2 separate regions of the Homo sapiens genome follow, and region 1 is linked to region 2. Evidence: chromatin contacts called from ENCODE Hi-C data. All regions are on one chromosome and are shown on one strand. The core of a region is the stretch at or near the end of the contact, and the rest is flanking DNA. Distances in the headings are between cores, read along the strand shown. Region 1 overlaps LOC105378102 (a long non-coding RNA gene). Region 2 overlaps PACRG (parkin coregulated).

What was found. A loop is a pair of places that touch in the nucleus more often than their neighbours do. Pooled maps may share reads with other maps.
Region 1: a pooled map of heart left ventricle shows a loop between it and region 2 (2.8-fold over the local background). The contact joins two enhancer-like sites. A Hi-C loop is called at or near these places in 1 of 168 maps with a recorded cell type or tissue (gastrocnemius medialis), 1 of 37 single-sample maps with no recorded cell type and 5 of 50 pooled maps.

What each region holds. Positions count from the first base shown.
Region 1 is chr6:163,958,076-163,964,472 of GRCh38, reverse strand. All of the region lies in intron 4 of LOC105378102 (a long non-coding RNA gene), which reads right to left. Among named protein-coding and RNA genes, the nearest start is that of QKI, 550 kb to the right of the region's middle. RefSeq lists enhancers at 1-3,163, 3,501-4,272. Within about 2 kb of position 1,697, at least 5 of the 41 ENCODE cell types and tissues checked have a DNase peak (open chromatin) inside an H3K27ac peak, as active enhancers do; they include gastrocnemius medialis, where a contact is called at or near this core.
Region 2 is chr6:163,285,443-163,291,528 of GRCh38, reverse strand. The region is part of intron 4 of PACRG (parkin coregulated); the gene reads right to left. Among named protein-coding and RNA genes, the nearest start is that of PACRG-AS1, 36 kb to the left of the region's middle. RefSeq lists enhancers at 1-149, 150-656. Within about 2 kb of position 1,893, at least 5 of the 41 ENCODE cell types and tissues checked have a DNase peak (open chromatin) inside an H3K27ac peak, as active enhancers do; they include gastrocnemius medialis, where a contact is called at or near this core.

The DNA of each region.
Region 1 (6,397 bases), core at 448-2,947, 670 kb before region 2:
CCTGGTGAGATGGGGCTTCACCCACGGGGAGACTCGAGGTCCCTGCAGCCAAGCCCAGCAGGAAAGAGCGTCCCCAGCACGTGAGGAAGACTGTGGCACCCAGGGGAGCTCAGTGACAGCCCCGGCGCCCACAGGTGGCTTAGTCCATCCCTGTCTGTGCTCCATCTGCTGTGCAGGCAGCTCTGAAACCCTTCAGCAACTTCTCATTGGCTCCCAGCTGGGTGCCCCTGCGTGGTTCACAACCAGGCTCCACCGAACTGGCCTTCAAAGCACACTAAACATCCACCTGCAGGAGCAGCTTTGGAAAATTATTATTTTAATTGACAAATAATAATTACACGTATTCACAGGGTTCAATGTGATGTTTTGGTCTAGTATACAATGTCGAGTGATTAAATCAAACTTATTAACATATCCACCACCCCTCTTATTGTCCATGGTGGGACACGTGAAATGTACTCCCTTAGCAATTTAGAAACATGCAACGGTCATTATTAACGATGGTCAGGAGGTCAGCCACGGATCTCAAGAGCTCTGAGCCTGAGAATCCGCCTCTGGGGGAGGGGGGCCTGACGAGAGAGGCTTACACTGAAGAGCATCTTGGCTTTGCGGAGGCTTCCTAGAGTTTCTTAAACATTGAGGGAGCCCTTGCCATTCTTCCAAGTCAAACCCTTGCACTTGGAATCCAGGTTTGTGTCTCTCTCCAACAAGAGGCCTGTGACGCTCGCCCTGCTTGTTCTGTTGAATGTTACTTTGCGAGCGCGTTTACACAACTGTCACTTGAGGTTTGTTTTTAGCTGGAATTGTCCTCTCTCCTGAATTCCTCTCACATCGCTCCCCCACTTATCTCCCGGTAAACTAAAGCCACCCCTGAATGAAGAGACAGAGCCCGAGCTGGGTGGGAAGACGGTTCACATGCTGACATTTTAGTCACTGAAGAATTTGTAATAGGTTTAGAGGCTGGTCTTCAAAAATCCTCACATGTACAACAAGGCCCCAGATTTGAGGAGGAAAATAACTCTGCAGCCCCGAGTCAGCCGTTCCCCAGCCACCTCTCCCCTCAGAGTCCCACTCTGGGGCAAGTGCTTCTGGTAGGTGTGTGGCTGTGAGGGCCCGGTATGGAGCTCCAGGCTAAATAAAGCTGCAGGAACAGAGATAAACAAGTGCTCCCAACTCAAATGCCTGCACACAATATCCTTTATCTGGGCAGAGATAGCACACCCAGGAGAGTGGCCAAGCGCCCCCCATAGACGGACCCACAGGCGCCCCCCCCCCCCAATTAATACAGAATTAATTGGGACATATTGTTAAAGGGCTAAGGCCCCTCAGAATAGATGCCAAACTCCAAGGACACCAATGTCAAATTCCAGAAGGACAGCGGCATGGGCCAATGGGAATAAACCCCAGCCGTTCCTCCCACGGGCGCTGAATCGGATCCCATAGAGCCCGCCTGCTTCACATGCTAACGTGATGATGAACGTATCCAAGTATCAGCATCAAATCCTTGAGGACTATATTTGCAATGTCATGTAAACCGTTTCAGGGAGCAAACTGTCCTGCTGTGACTTTATATTAATCTCTGGCTTCTGGCTGGTCACAGGGTGTCACATGTACTATAATTAGATTTTGGAAGTGTGTACAGGGAGGAGGAAATGGTGTAATTAAGGTAACCTATCAGATGCCCAACTGCATCCTTCAGAAAGGAGGCTGAAACGCCCGCCCTCCCAGCTTTCACACTGCCCTTCAAGGGCAGAGGCACCAGGTGCAGGAATTGCAGGCACTCCAGAGCCACCACCGCAGAGCTCCTCTTTAAAGAAACCTATTCTCCACACCAGAATCAATCCGGTGAGGTTGTTAGCTCGTGGTGCATATCCGGACAACTTAAGAGGAAAGCCGGGCAGGGCACTTAGAAACTTTGACTTTGCATTTGGGCTACAAAGTCCCATCTTCAGGATGGGGGACTATAAGGGAGTTTATGGGGATGCGGGGATCTCACTTAAATAGTCAATCCAACAAGTGGCACGGGGGCTCTAGAAGCTGATTTGGCCAAGGTGAGCTACAGCGAAGCAACACCCTGCACCTTTCTGCATCTTCCACTCAAGGATTGGCGCTTCACACCAGGCAGCTAGCTCCTAACACCCACCTCTAAGAGCAAGAAGAGAAGGAACTGAGTCTGGCAACAGAAAGTCTAACCCAAGCTGTCCAAGTCCAACCCCCGGGTATTGAGCTCTGCCCACCTAGGACTTGAGTGATCAGGCCTCAGTGGTCAAAGGAAGCATGTGGGTTCGAATCCCAGTTCCTCCTCACCTGGGCTGGGTTACTTCAGTCAAGTTACTCAACCTCCCTGTTGTAGGCCACCCGCCCTGCCTCCCTTTCTTCACCTCCCTGACTACCTCCCCTTCCCACTGCCTCTGGTGTTGGCTAGAGGATCACTTTGGCCACTGGGATGATGAGGAGTGACATGGCTGAGATCTGGGGAGTACCTGCTCACCGCCATGTGCTCCCCTGGTAACCCTCTCACCATATTTGGAGGAGCCAAGGCCACCAGGCTGGAGGAAGCAGGAAAAGGCCCAGTGGCCCTGTCATCCACCGAGCTCTACACCCCCGCAGGAGCCATTCTGGCCTGACCCTGAAGCCTGAATCAGCCCAGCCTCACCCCAGAGTGCCGCCCAGGGGACCACAGCCTCTAGGGCAAAATCAACAGTGGTTGTTTGAAGCCACTGAATTTTGGGAAGGTGGTTATACAGCAATTGAAGACTGACATAGTTCCTAAGCCTCCATTTCCTCATTTCCAGAATGAGGACAATGAAAGTCATTCCCTGAAGGGCAGTCGCCAGGACAAGGGAGGTGGCACCCCAGCCCTGAGCCTGGGCAAACCCCAGCCCCTGCCAGCCCCATCACAGAGGTGCACTGTCTCCAGCACAGTTTAAAAATGCAGCTGTCAGGCTGGGCGCAGTGGCTCATGCCTGTAATCCCAGCACTCTGGGAGGCCAAGACGGGTGGATCACAAGGTTAGGAGTTCCAGACCAGCCTGACCAACATAGTGAAACCCCGTCTCTACTAAAAATACAAAAATTAGCTGGGTGTGGTGGCACGTGCCTTTAATCCCAGATACTTCGGAGGCTGAGGCAGGAGAATCGCTTGAACGAGGGAGGCAGAGTTTGCAGTGAGCCAAGATCGTGCCACTGCACTCCAGCCTGGGCAACAAGAGGGAAACTCCAACTTAAAAAAAAAAAAAAAATGCAGGTGTCACAGAAGCTTTTCCAAATTTCTAAGTTTTAAAAACAACAGTTGGGCATGTAAGAAATACAAGCTCTACCTTTTTTTTTTTTTTTAATGTCAGAGCAAATAAAAGAATGGCAGTGAGAACTCCTTGCATCATTTCTCCCACCTTTTCATCCCCAGTGACAGTGAAATGATAGAGCAGCACTCACGGCACATCCTTTGGGCAGGTTTTGTAGCCCCCAAAGCTGAAAACGGAGGGTGAGAGAGTCCCAGGTTACTGGCTGGTGCCAGGTGCCCCAGAAGCTTATGTATCCTCCTCACACCCCACCACCCCCAAGAATGAGGCCACAGCAGCTCCCAGCCCTGCACACGTTGGAGACACCAAAAGTTTCTTCTCCCTCCTGGTCTTCAGACAAAGCCTGCACGGAGTGGGAAAGGAGATGACAGGGATCACCAACAGAAAATGCCTCAGGGCTAATTAATGAGCACCACGGAAGGGGCACCAGAAGGCATTTGCCATATTTAGTCTCCAAAAATCAAGGAAAAGGAGAAAGTTGCTTTCTGAAAAAGTACCGTGGTTTAGTGGTTCATTTCTGCACTGCATAAGCTCATGGAGCTCCTGGGCACGTGAGAATAAAGCCCTCCTTACTTTATTCTGTCAATAAGAGCTAAATTACACACAAGTGTGTAAGGAGTGGAACGTAGAAGAGAGGGAGGACGAGGAACGGGCATGGCTGAGGGGCCCGCCGTGCACCCAGCACACCCCAGGTGGCCCCACAAGGTGCTATGACCCTCTCAGCCCAGGAGCGGAGAGGAGCCGGGTTGGAACCCAGCCTTCCTGACTCCAGCGTCAGGATTCTTCCTGCTCCTCCATGCCAGCCAGGGAAAGGCAGCTCAGAGTGTCCTGATTCAGGGCTGGGAGAAACGCAGCGCACCCAGGAGCATGTCCCGGGGCCAAGGCTCCAATCCTTGCAGAGACAAAGAATCTGGATTAAATACAAATGACCCAGTTCAATCAATCCCTGGCATTCACTGAGAATTCAGGAAACAAATCTAAAACAGAACAACAAAGAACTGATATAATTGCCACGATGAAGCTGGGGCTGCAGGGATTACCTCTGTGGAATTAAGGGAAGCTGATAAGATTCTCCTCCTCCATAAGGATTATTACAAGAGCGATTGGTAAGGTCTGTTATTTTACAGAAAAATGGGTTTTGAACATGTTCTTCAGATTGTAGTGCTAAATCTCCAGGGCGTGTGACTGGAGCTTCTGTTGGAATGACATTTTTATTCATTCAGGAAGCATTTATTAAACACTGACTAAGAATAGCTCGCAATCCCAAGGAAACAGGAGAAAGCTAGGGAGTGAGCCCTCAGCGAGCTTCCCGATGTTGGGTAGATGACACGCGTGGAGGGAGGGGGCACAACACGGAGTGAGTGCCCACATGTGAGCACGGAAGAGAGCAGCCAAGGTGCAGTCCCTGCCAGCCCGAGCTGGGGGCCTCGTGAAGGAGGCAGGCCTGGAGCTCGCTGGAACAGAGGGGCTCCCACTCAGGGTCAGGAGATTCCAGGAAGGAGCTGTCCTGCTCAGTGGGCCGGGTGCCAGTAGCGGAACCCCGAGCAACAGCTCAGTCGCTGGGATTTAAAGGGGACACATTGGGGCCCCTGAAGGCTGCTGTGGACTTTCCCAGAGAAAGTCCCAGGTATCTGTGAAGGTGATGTTGGAATCAATCTCAGTGTTAAAGTAAAAAGAATCAGGTTTCTTGACGATAAAAATAATTGCCAGCAGGACTCAGTTCACACCTGTAATCCCAGCACTTTGGGAGGCTGAGGTGGGAGGATTACTTGAGCCCAGGAGTTCAAGGCCAGCCTGGGCAACATAGTGAAACTCCGTCTCTATGCAAAAAAATACAAAATTTAGCCTGGCCTGGTGGTATGCACCTGCAGTCCCAGCTACCTGAAAGGCTGAGATGGGAGGATCACCTCAGTCCAGGATTGTTGAGGCTGCAGTGAGCCATGCATGATTGCACACTGTACTCCAGCCAGGGAGACAGAGCAAGACCCTGTCCCAGAAGAGAGAGAGAATATTGCCATTTATGTTACATTTCTTCGACTCAGAATAAAAGTCTTTTTATAAAATCCTGCGCATTTTGTCAGAGTCCAAGTGAATTAGAATTAGGGTGGCCAAATTTAGTAAATAACAACAGAGGATGCCCAGTTAAATTTGAACTTCAGATAAGTAGGGAATACTTTTTTAGTAGCAGCATGTCCCAAACATGGCCAGGGTGTTCGTATTTTGTCTGGAAACTCTACTTGCAAGCAGGAGGCAGGAGCTAGACATCAGCAAGAATTCCAGGATTGGTGGGACTTGCATTGCATTGAACAAGAGAGCAGCATGAGGAAGCCCACAGTGCCGGGGGCCTAACAGGAATTCCCCATTCTTTTGAAATGTGTCATATTCAAAGTCACCAGAAGTTTTCTGTTTGAAGGAATTGAATACGTTTTTGGAGTAGAGAGTATTTCTGTAATGGGAAGAAACAATTATCTAATAAATATGCTTAACAATGTTTGTGGATTTTATTTAAATCAAATATCTACATATTGCATTTTCTTAAAGGGACTCGGGGAAAGAAAGCGGTTTGAACAGTAAGACTGCAAAGTCCTGAAAGAGGTTACTTGAAGCAATTGGGAAATCCTGAAAGCACCTATCTGGAAGCTTTGGCTGAGACCAGGCCCAGAAGGACAGACAGACAGCACGTTCCTCTCCGGCTCTGTCCTTCTGCAGGGAAACTGAAGATGGGTGTGTTTTGACCCAGAATCCGCAGGGTTAGAGTTGAATTTTACAAATCACTTCAGGATGCAGCGTTGAGACGGAAGACTTAGGATTGGAGAATTAATTTTCTCTTCCTCCTGAGTAAAGCAGCTCTTCCTAAAGCTGAGAATCTTAGCAGAATGAATAAACCAAATGGCAGCAGTCCGGTAAGCACTGTATGACCCTAATCATTCTGACCATTTTGTACCACGTTTTACAGTGGCCTGATTAAATAGGAGAGAATCCACGTGACATGGTGCTCCTGAGAACAAAGCTAAAGTATGCCAATCAAACCATGTGCCCTGGAGGAAAAACTTGGGGCACTCTCTTCTAGCAGCTAATAAAAAATAGGACAACACT
Region 2 (6,086 bases), core at 644-3,143:
CGGGGCGGGCCCATAGTTGCATCCGGGTCTCTGGCCCCGTGGGCTGCAGATGCCCCGCAGGCCAGCTCGGGCGGGCAGAGGGGTCATCTTGCAGGGTGACCCGCAGGCCAGCTCGGGCAGGCAGAGGGTCATCTTGCAGGGTGACCCGCAGGCCAGCTCTGGCGGGCAGAGGGGTCATCTTGCAGGGTGACCCGCAGGCCAGCTCTGGCGGGCAGAGGGTCATCTTGCAGGGTGACCCGCAGGCCAGCTCTGGCGGGCAGAGGGGTCATCTTGCAGGGTGACCCGCAGGCCAGCTCTGGCGGGCAGAGGGGACATCTTGCAGGGTGACCCGCAGGCCAGCTCGGGCAGGCAGAGGGTCATCTTGCAGGGTGACCCGCAGGCCAGCTCTGGCGGGCAGAGGGGTCATCTAGAGGCGGAGCAGAAACCTGAGAACCCAGACTCAGGGAGAGGCCGCTGGGCAGCCGGGCACTGAAGCCAGGAACACCGGCATTTGAGGTAAATGGCCAGGCCAGTGCCTTCCAGAAAGGAAGTCCATGTTCCGAGGAGTGGGAGAAACCGTTTGCTTACGAACCTTTGACCAGGAAAGCAGAGGGGCAAAGAGGCCAGTCAGAGGCAGAGAGGAGGCCCCACCGACGCAACCCTACCCGCCAATGCCCCTTCCTCTCCCTGACCCGGACCTCACGCTGAACTCATGCGCATCCGATTTCATTTAACTAAGGACATTTTTAAGTGACCATTGTGTGGAAGGCACTAGCTTAAGTGCTCTCCCATTGAGTCATGACACAGTAATAGCGACAGTGCTAACACCGTTGAATATTTTCTAGTGCCAGGAGCTGAACTGTGCCTAAATGCATTATTTCATCTAATCTTAGTAACTCAACTGTGAGGCAGGTGCTATGATTAGCATCCTTACTGAAAGTTGAGGCAATGGAGGCTTGGAGAAGTGAAGTGGTTTGCCCAGGTTCCCAGGAGTAAGTGGAGGCAGCCGCAGGTCCAGGGGTGGGGGCAGGCTGCGGGGCGCTCAGCCCCTTCTCCCCACCTTCTTCCCATTGGCTCAGTCCCTTGCATTTTCACAGGCGCAGGGGCAGCAATACTTTTTAGATTTGGGTCTGGTCAACGTTTTTGGTCCCTTGGAAAATTCTCTCCTACAAAATAGGTTATGAATGTAACCCAATCCCCATTAAGATGGTCACTCAGTGATTGCTGTGTGTGTGTGTGTGTGTGTGTGTGTGTGTGTGTGTGTGTGTGTGCGCGCGCGCGCGTGCATGCGCACATGTGCGTATGATAATTAAGTGAATTTGGAGTTGGCACAGGGTGGGGATTGGCCGTGACTTCTGGGTAGGGTAGTGGGTAACTGGAAGAGGACTGAGGCCGGGCGTGGTGGCTCATGCCTGTAATCCCAGCACTCTGGGAGGCCGAAGTGGGCAGATCATCTGAGGTCAGGAGTTCGAGACCAGACTGACTAACGTGGTCATTATAAACTGACCAACCCAGTCTCTACTAAAAATACAAAATTAGCCAAGTGTGGTGGTGCATGCCTGTAATCCCAGCTACTCGGGAGGCTGAGGCAGGAGAATCACTTGAACCTGGGAGGCGGAGGTTGCGGTGAGCCGAGATGGCACCACTGCACTCCAGCCTGGGCAACAAGAGTGAAACTCCACCTCAAAATAAAATAAAATAAAAAAGAAAAAGAAAAAAAAAACAGAAGAGGACTGAGTGGTGCTGTGGTCAAGGTGGGGGGCACAAGCTCTGTCCCTGCCCTGGCACCAGCTCCCCCTGTCCCCACTCCCGGTCTTCATTTCCTCATAGGTAAAGCAGGGAGCAGAATAACTCCCTCCTGGACTAGTACAGGGCTGGGGAGGACAACATGCGCCACACGTAGTGAGGATTTACCCGATGGACATGCTGTGATGGCTGGGACTGGTATTTAGACTGCAGCTATTAATAGAATGACATTGCAGAACTGGATTCATGATAAGGCTTCCTTAACTTTCATTTAATTCTATTTCAAATGAAATCTTAAGTATTTTAAAAAATTAAAAATATTTAGAAATAAATATTGAGGAGGTCAATGAAAAAGAATGAAGTTATTTACAAAAGAAAAACTGACTCAAGATTCATATGAGAACAACAACTACTCTTAACCTATAATGTCCCTAAGTGAATTGATTTGGAAATAGTTAGGAAAAGGAACCGCATCGTGAAAGCCATCTTGGAACTGATTAGGTTCTAACGCATTTAATGCCAAATCAGGAGAGCCAGTAAACTAAAACAATGAGATCAAAGCCGCAGCAAATACTCTGCACACCAGCGAGTCCTGACACATGGGAACTGGCGCAGGGTTCAGTCGGTCCACGGCCAAACTCAGTTTCTGCTCATGTGGGGTAGATATCAGTGCACGGAATTCCAAATTTGTTGGTGTGGTTTCCAGCGACCAGTTCCAGGCTCCCATCTGCATGCCACAGTCTAGCATCTCAATGGCAACTGGCTGACCTTGAGCCTGTCCTCGCTGATGGAGGGACTGCTTTTATCACTGTGTTTCACCTTTGCTGGGCACGACCTTCTGATCTCACTGTGGCAGTTCACAGTTAATTGCACTAAGGAAGGGCCGCATCTGAATAAGTCCCTCCTGAAGAACATGCAATCTGAATTCACATGTATTTCTCTTTAGAGTGCATTCCATGATGTTTTGCTACACACATACCCCCTAAATTGTAGTTATTTTAGATATTCTGTAGAACTAATTTATGGTCCCTGTATATTCCGGGAAGGTAATTGGGAAAGCCATTCAAAAGTGTTGAGTGGTATAGACGAGTATTTGGTCATAAAAAGTTCTCTATGCATTATTTTTCTTAGATAATCGAGAGCACATTTTATGCTGAAACTTCAGGCAAAGTGATGCATAAAATGAATCAGCATTATAAACTTGGCAACATGGGATTTTTAGTTTTATTAGTTCCCATTCAAAGGTATGACAGTCGCGAAACTCTTTTGTGCTCATTTAGAATTTCAAATGTAGGAGAATGTTAATAAGTGAATCTAATCCTTGTACTGATCCTGCTTAACAGAGCTTATTCTCCTGTTTTTCAGATGAGGAAATCAAGGCCAAGAAACTGTAACAGGTAAGTCCCAAAGTATGGAGGTGGCACACCAGGAGACAGGCCTGTCGGGCTCTTGCCACTGTGACGTCTACCTTTAATGACCTCGGTTACAGAATACCACGCACACGGAGCAATCAGGAAAGAAGGGCATTTCTTTACCACTGTCAGGTTTAAAATTCTTGTGGCTGAAAGCTCAAGATAACTCTGAAGGTGAATCAGACGCCAGCCCCACTTCAAACACCATTAGTGCTTGGCATTTCAAGCGCATGAGACGAAATTGCAATTAAGAAAACCTGAGAATCTCACTGAGCTTCTGCAACTAGCCATTATCACAAGATAAATGTCTTTTTTGAAAAACAAACTAAAAAGATGATACAGAATAAATGTTTGAATAATGTCTAAATTCTGTGGGGAAAAGAAAAGCAAGAACCCGGAGGCCTAGTCTCTCCAAATCATTTCCTTAATTTTTAAGAAAACAACAAAGCCAAATAAATAGCTTCTTCTGTGGTGTTTCTGAAAATGTGGGATTCTGAATGTGAGATCCTGAAAATCTCCAGGAACCTCCAGACCACAAAACCCTCAGCATGGCCACGGTCGGGCCACACCGTTCTGAGGTTTCCCAACTGCGCACGCCACACTCAGAGCAACACATGTACCCCGGTTCCTCGTTCAATTATTTTTCTCTGTTAAATGAGTGGAAAATAATGTCATCCATCTGGCAGGAGACTGGCTGGTGTTCTGTTTCTGGTGTTCTTTGCTCAAATGCTTCCATTCCAAGTGTTAAAAGACTATCTGTGTAAATGGTCAGGGCTCGGGGTGTCCCTTTGGGGTGATCTAAGAGAAGGTCAGGATTGAAAAGAAACATGTAAGAAATGCAGAGCCTCGAAGTGTCCCCAGAGCTGGCTCAGGTGTGACCCAGATCCTGCGGGCTGTGAGGGGCCTGGGCAGCCTCCGCAGGAGGAGGTGAGCATGGCCGTGTGTGCGGCCTGTGGGGACAAACGTGGCGGCGAAGGCTGCTGGGAGGGCTGAGGGTCCCCGGCTTCTGGGGTTGGGAAACTGGCTCTTCCTGGTGAGGGGTCCCTTTCCCTTCTGTAAGAGCAGTGGGGACCAGGTTTCCAAAACGTTGTTCAGATTTTGCAAAGTGAAAGGCAAGAGCTTGCTGTCTTTTTGACCTGCAAGGAACACCAAAGCAAATGCGACCCCAGCATTTGCCTGCCATTTCTCTCCTCAGGGCCCTTGATTCTGCAGCCTGACATTGTCCTGAAAAATCACTTTCGTTCCGACAGCCACCAACCATACGCATAAGACTTTTAAAAGTTAGGTGCAAACTACTCATGTACTATCTGCTGCATGGGAAAAATAATCAGATGGTCTTTGAGGGAAGACACACACACACACACGCACATACACACATTCACATATGTACATATACATATATACAGATACACAAACACATATACACATATCTACACATATGCAAGCACACATCCACAGTCACATACATATCCATATACAAATACACACCTACATATATGCACATACATCTACACGTGTACACATAAACACACACATAAATACACATATGCATATACATACACACATGTACATAAACATCCATACACTTACATACCACATATACATATTTATGTAGTTTTAAAGTGACCTGTTGCGGAAAGTTTTCCCTCAAAAAAGCCTTTTGGGGAGCAGGAAGGGACGATATGGAACTCAGTAAGGAGCCTGTTTCTTTCCAGATGACCAAGGCTCACATTAGGAGGTAAGAACTGTTGAATTCAGCATGGATATACTGCCTGTTCTCAAGATGGTCTTTGACAGCAAAGCCATTTTCTATGGCAGAAATTATGATCATATTATTGATTCTGAAAATTAGTTGCCAATTCTTGACTGACTTAAAGTTTTTTAACACTTTGAAAGGGATTGAGAATAGTAGTATGGTCTTTAAATAATGTTTTTGTAAAACTTGCTTTAGAAACCAAAATTTCATCTTTGTTTCTGCCTCTCTGATACTCTTTACAGAATATTGTTTTATTACTACCTGTGTTATTATGGGTAGTAAACATAAATGTCCCACTTTATGTATCAATAATAAAATAGGCATTATTTTCCTAAAAACAGCTGTACATACTGATATTTCCTGACAATAAATATTTATGGACAACTCACGCCAGTTTTACTTTCCATACCAATTGTAACAGATGTGAGCTCATCATTCAGTCTGGAAGATTTTATAAACCACTGAATAACAAACTCCCATCCATTCCAAAAGACATGGACTATAAAATAGCATGAATTGTCAGTAAATGGTTATCCTGATGAAATATTCCGTTCACCCCTCCACTTGCATAAAGATAGATCATGCTCCAAAATATGCATACTTTTATAGAGGGAAGAATAATTTTTAAAAGTGATTTACACGACAGAACCATGCAATAGAGCATTTTCCTCCAAGTTCAAGACAAGGAGCCTCTGTCATGAAGGGATGGAGTCATTCAGTCCCTTCCAGCAGCCTAGCTGAACAGTGAGGCTCCTTTCAGAGTCTACAGTCAAATCAAACCGGTCGAGGCGGATGGTGCACCTACTGTGGGCAATGTTCTTTGCTAGATGCTGTCATCTACCTGAGAGGAATTTATACAGAGCCGCACATAGTATATGCATCCATGACAGCTCTGCTCCTTATGACACAGGCATCCGAGCTGCTCTGCCTGTGCAGGAGCTGTGGTTATTATTCCTTCCCCATCACGGACGGTGCATTCTTTTCCTTGGACTTCATTTCTGCTCCAGCTCTCTGGGCTGGGCCATTTTCCTAATTGCTTCTCTGGCAAATATCTCCGGGGCCCTTTGGCTTCTCCCGCCATGATGTGAAGCAGAGATTAAAGATGTCAGGATTGTGCTAGGAACTGAGGATACAGTGGTTGACAGAAAAGATCCGGTCTTTGACCTCATGGGGATTCACTCTAGCAGGGAAGA